Linked DNA regions of Homo sapiens: region 2 is linked to region 1. Evidence: chromatin loops called from intact Hi-C (ENCODE). Cell type or tissue: K562. All regions are shown on one strand. Each heading gives the region's core, and the rest is flanking DNA. Links, peaks and the distances in the headings are about the cores only.

Region 1 (2,913 bases), core at 244-2,743:
ACGGCAGTGTAGTGTGGTCAAAAAAGGGCTTTGAGGCCATGGGGGACCCTAACACCTCAAGGGATGATAACAGATAACCTTGACTGAGTGCTTTTCACGTGCCCAGCACTATTCTGAATTCTTTTGAGATATTAGAGTGCTTCAGTGTCAGTCACATGACAGACAAATACTCCACAGTGTAAACTGTTGCTATTACTCCATTTATTCTTCTCAACTTCAACAGAGCTGAGCTAGGTATCCCCATTTTATAGATCAGGAGACTGAGGTCTAGAGAGACTGTATAACTTATCCATGGTGACCCAGCCTGGATCCACATTTAGGTAGTCTGGTCCCAGAGCCCACTTCCAACTAGAGTGCCCTGTGTTAAATACTTGCTGATCAAAGTCTATGGAGAACAGTCAGCCTGTGATGTGGGTGTCAGGCCTGGCCCAGATCTTAATATCCTAGTACCATCATCCTTAACCTGCTTGGGAATCAGATACTCTCTAAGAAACTCATAAAAGCTCCAGCCCTTCTCAAGTTATCCATGCCACCTCTCACCCAGTAAGATAGAAGAGCATGAGAGAAATCAAACGGCAGTGGCCTTTGCCCAGCCAAAGTCCTTGCAGAGTGGTCTTTGGCTTTATTTACAACTGTAGACATAGGTCATTACAACTCAGTGACAGCTGCCACAGCCCTGGGACAGGGGCCAGCAATGCGTCCTCTCAAGAAATACCCTAAAGAGGATGTGAAAGGCAGCGGAGGCATGTCAGAACCCTGGGGCTGCTCACCTCCCCCAGCCTGCCAAAGACCTTACTCCCCTGCCCTCCCAGCACCAGATGCCCACCCAAGCCTGGGCACCTGTGCCCTGACCTTCCCTGGAGGCACTGCCAAATACAACTTCTGCAGCTCCATTTGCTGCAGCCAATGATGGAGCCACAGTCTAGGTGAAGGTGACAGTGACCAAACCACCACAGATCTAATTATGTCCCTCATAGCCCATAAGCAGCTGGAAGTTTCCACACTGGTTCCAAGGTGGGGAGACAAAGGGACAGACAGCCTAGTAAAATGAACAAACTAGTTATACAGTAGGCGCTGTCCCTGGCTTTAGGGAACCCAAACTGCAACTTCTCTCTCAGCAGCATCATGAATCAACAAGGGCCCCCAAAGGAAACCCAAATGCTGGATTTTCTCAAAATGTTTTCCCACCTTTTCCAGCCTGAAAGATTTCCAAGAAAGTAAGCTTTTAGAGGCCAATTCCCCTCCCCTGCTAGTGCTGAGAGGTGTGAGTGATTCCTGAGCAGCCAGAGTTGGTAGCCACTCTTAACCTGCATTTGTGAGAACCCACTCGTGGCCAGCTGCCTAAAGGGGATGGGGGGAATCCTGAAATCATGGCCTCTGAGAACTCAGATGAAAATTAGTTTTATTGTCACAAGTTGGTTAATAAGCTCCGGCAGAAAAAAATTCTTACCCACAGGCCATGCCAATGTCATAAGACCCATTTCTGATGCCACCTGTAACAAAAGCATTTCATAAACATCCTTTGCCAGAGTCCACCTGTTCTGGAAGCAGTGGAGCCTCTTCCCCACCTGGTCTCTAGATGGGACTCAGCCCCAGCCTCAGAAATGGAAGACCCAGGAGTGTTCAGAAAAGGCTTTGGGCAGTGGTAGGGGGCGCTCCTGCACTCTTTCTGTGGTTAGAGTCCTCAGAAATGGTAATTATTGCTTGCCCGGCAGACAGCGACTTTGCTGACCCAAACCCACAGGTCCAGGACCAAGGCACCCACCCAGTCATAACTTACCTGCTATGCTGGCCACTGCCTGTAGCCCCGACGAACACTGTCTATTGACAGTGGACAAAGGCACAGTCTCCGGGATGTCACTGAAACAGAAGGTGAGAAAGTAGAATCAGCCCCCAATTCCATGCCAGGCTCTCATGGAAAGCAGTCCTATGCTTCTAACTGCCCCCCTCAAGGGATGTAAAGGGCAGGGGAACAAACCCAGCAGCTCTGCTCCCATGCCAGGCCAGATCCATGGAATGGGGGTGAGCAGCTACTGGGCAGACCCCATCTCTGCAGGCACTTGCTCCCCAGGGCCCCACAAGCACATTCCCTTCTACTCCTATGAGAATCTTCAATCAAAGACCAAGCACAGCCCAAAGGCAAGGGAAGCCTGTTTGGGCCACAGGGATCCTTCTCTCTCTCTCCCTTTGAAGATTCAGAAATGAAAACTGTGTATCTCTGTTTCCCCCAAAAAACAGAGAAAAGGAACTGCTGCTGGGACAGAGCACCAGAGCAAAAGAAATGCCTAAAGTCTGAGGCCAGGGACCACTCGGCCTTACCAGTAATCATATAGCTAACCCTGCATGTTCCCATGGACTCTTGAAAGCCTGATCCCACCTAGACGAAGCACTCTGATGGGCATCATATATTCTAACATCCATTGCTCTGGTAGGTTCCCCAAGACTCTCATACTGGTCTTAGCCCTGGAAGCTAGTAGGGCTTCCCCTCCTGATGTAACCTGCCTTGGCCAACAGTACAAAGCCCTAGGGAAATTTCCAGACCTCCTCAGACCCACAGACTCAGAATCTGAGGGAGTGGAAGCATCCTGGTGATTCTGGTGTGTAGCCAGAGTTGGGAACCTCTGAACTAGTGCCCAGGCCAGGCTCTGCAGAGACTCTCTCAGGGGGATAGCCTCCTGTGCAGCCTGTTTGACCCTTCCAGGGTCCCTTAACTCCCTAGCAGGTAGTTACCATTCCTTCACTCAATCCACCAAGTGTTCACTAAATACCTACTTACCACAAGGCATCACCTGAGGGATGCTGCGATGCTTATAACACTGTGCCCTAGAGGATGCCCAACCAACACACAGAAAATGAATCAACTATCAGAGACTGAAATAATAGGGCAAGAGGGCAAACCACATCACAAGGAAG
Region 2 (2,913 bases), core at 312-2,811, 91 kb after region 1:
AGGCAGGCAGTCCTCCTCATCAGTGACTGGTACTTTGGCTTCAGTATTGTGGGACAAAATCTTTGTAGAGAAAATCCTGAGGCTTAGAGAGGTGAACTAAGTTTACCAATGTCATACATCTACCAAGAGGTGAAGTTAGGATATGTGTTTAGAATTACGAACTCTGATTTATTTGGGGCTGAGTTCTTGAGAGCTCTTTGAATACTAAGCTAAAAAGGTTGGATTTCATTCTGTAGGAGTTTCTGAACTGAAAGGGCCATGTCAAAGTGATAATTTAAAAATGAATGGATAAATGAATCTGATAGTGGTATGTAGAGTGGATTAGAGCAAGGGGGAAAATCTGAGAAGATGATGATATGTGGGGGTGGAGAGGAATGGAGTGAGGTACCTGCTAAGCTATGTCTTTTTTGTTTTTTTTGTTTTGTAAAGATGAGGTCTCCCTATGTTGCTTAGGCTGTTCTTGAACTCCTGAGCTCAAGTGAGCCTCCTGCCTTGGCCTCCCAGAGTGTTGGGATTATAGGTGTGAGCCACTGTTCCTAGTCTAAGCTATGTCTTAATTTAGTCAAGAAGTTCAGCAAAAAGATAAGAAACTATCATGCTTTTTATTTATATATAGGATGTTCACTACATTGTATTGTTTTCCTATTCATTTATGATAGTTGATGCACTTTAAATACCTTGCTGTTGTATTCTATTTCAGACTTTGGGGTTAGTGCTTTTTTAGCAACTGGTGGTGATATTACCCGAAATAAAGTGAGAAAGACCTTTGTTGGCACCCCTTGTTGGATGGCACCTGAAGTTATGGAACAGGTACCGTGTCTTTTTTTCTGTTTTAAATGGGTTAGGGCTTTGTTTTGAAACTGAAAAAACTTAATAGTGCTTGCTTTTCTTTGGCATACCAGGTTAGCTTTGGGAAACATGTCCCTGTTCCTTGGTTAGGATTTTAGTCCACCCTTGAAAAGAAAACAACAAAAACTCTCTAGAACTTTGCAAAGGATATATGAAACTCAGGAATAATATAATTGAGGTTTGTTTTAATAATTTTATTAGTACAAATTATACCAAATTTTACATATAGATTTATTGGTTTAATGATTTCTAAATTATGTCCAGTTTTGTTTCCTAAGCCTCCATATAGTTATTTCTAGTTCTTAATAGATGCTTCACATAAATGCCTTATAGGTATATCAAACTCAGTATGCTGCGAACCGAATTCATTTTTACTCTGTTTTAATCACCTGTATTCACCCTGTTGGTGAGGGAAGGATTCCCACTGTAAAGTTATGGGAATGGCTGAACATACAACACCTGACACTGGACAGATGAGATTGACAGCTGTCTATTAGTCACATATACTCACAGCCTAGGGGAGGAGGATAACTGCATGCTGTGCAGGACCAGCAGAGTTGCACTGAGTAACAGAATGAACGAGAAGGGGCTTTGGAGACAGGCTTTGTAGTACCAGCAGATTGCGATGCCCCTTGGTTTCCTTGAGAAGATAAGATTGGCTGACACGGAACCGAAATCTGCTTCTCAGGGGCAAGCAGGAACTGTACCTGGTCGTTTGATAAGGAGGATTGTTGGGCTAGGAGACATTATCTGCAAGAGCAGAGTGGGGAGGGGAACTTCTGCTTAGGTCTCTAGAGGCCCTTCAGTTTTACCAGATGGCAGGGCAGCACATACTATTGATCCTTAATTTTAGGTCTTACACACTACACACTCCCCAAACCTATTTCTCCTATATTGCTTAGGATAGAAAATTAAAATTTATAACCATGTAATGTGCTGGTGACAGTGTATAAGTAGAGAAATTTGGCAACATATTCACTCTAAAAAGTTTAAAAGTATTCACAACCTTCCTAACTTTTTCATTATAGAAATTAAGGTGATAATACCATAATACAGATCCTTTGGAAAACAAAAAAGCTACCCCACTACAAAACATTTTGTTTTGATTCTTTCTAGTATTTTACTGTTTGTAAAAGTTTCAGGACGTATGAGCAATTTTGTGTTTTTTTCCTCATGTTTTATCACAAATGTTTTTTATATGTTCACATAGAATTAATAAATATTGCTTTTAATTGACTGTAATTTTAAAAATATACCATACTTAACAGTTTCTTCACTGTTGGTGAACATTCAGTTTGTGTCTTTATTTTTTGTATTACCAAATATATTTAGATTTTGCCTACTTTATTTTATTGGTTTAAAGCTTATGAACACTTTCATTGTTCTTGGTACACATTAGAGGTAGCTTTTTTGTTTGTTTATTTTTAGAGACAGAGTCTTGCTCTGTCTCCCAGTCTGGAGTGCAGTGGTGCCATCATGGCTTACTGCAGCCTTGAACTCCTGGGCTCAAGCTAGCCTCCCGAGCAGCTGGACTGTAGGCATACGTCACCACTCCTAGCTAATTAAAACAATTTTTTTTTGTGGAGATGGGGTCTCACCATGTTGCCCAGGCTGGTCTTGAACTCTTGGCCTCAAGCCCACCTCATCCTCCCACCTCAGCCTCTCAAAGTGTTGGGATTACAGGCAAGAGCCACCGTGCCCCACCTCAGAAGCTAACTTTTTTTTTTTTTTTTGAGGTGGAATTTCACTCTTGTTGCCCAGGCTGGAGTGCAATGGCATGATCTCAGTTCACCGCAACCTCTACCTCCTGGGTTCAAGCGATTCTCCTGCCTCAGCCTTCCGAATAGCTGAGATTACAGGCATGCGCCACCGTGCCCGGCTAATTTTGTATTTTTTTTTTTTTAGTAGTGATGGAGTTTCTCCATGTTGGTCAGGCCGGTCTTGAACTCCCAACCTCAGGTGATTCGCCTGCCTCAGCCTCCCAAAGTGCTGGGATTACAGGTGTGAGCCTCCACCCTGGCCAGAAGCTAACTTTTAAAAGTCCTTTTATGCTGGTAAAAATAA

Evidence for each region. Hi-C counts contacts between places; a loop is a spot of excess contacts. Peaks named below come from ENCODE experiments on the same cell type or tissue, not always from the same donor. Only the 100,000 strongest peaks of a DNase experiment are listed, where the experiment ranks them.
Region 2: a loop joins it to region 1, with 2.3 times the contacts of the local background. A loop is called at or near these places in 17 of 110 quality-filtered maps.

Annotation. Positions count from the first base shown.
Region 1 is chr3:38,130,146-38,133,058 of GRCh38, forward strand. It overlaps ACAA1 (acetyl-CoA acyltransferase 1), which reads right to left. Exons shown (of 12, transcript NM_001607.4): 4 at 1,781-1,860; 5 at 1,451-1,493. Among named protein-coding and RNA genes, the nearest start is that of ACAA1, 5.5 kb to the right of the region's middle. In K562, for the core only: a CTCF peak has its summit at 1,645; a DNase peak (open chromatin) is centred at 1,626.
Region 2 is chr3:38,220,878-38,223,790 of GRCh38, forward strand. It overlaps OXSR1 (oxidative stress responsive kinase 1), which reads left to right. Exons shown (of 18, transcript NM_005109.3): 6 at 701-810. Among named protein-coding and RNA genes, the nearest start is that of SLC22A13, 43 kb to the right of the region's middle. In K562, for the core only: no CTCF peak of the experiment used is centred there; a DNase peak (open chromatin) is centred at 1,574.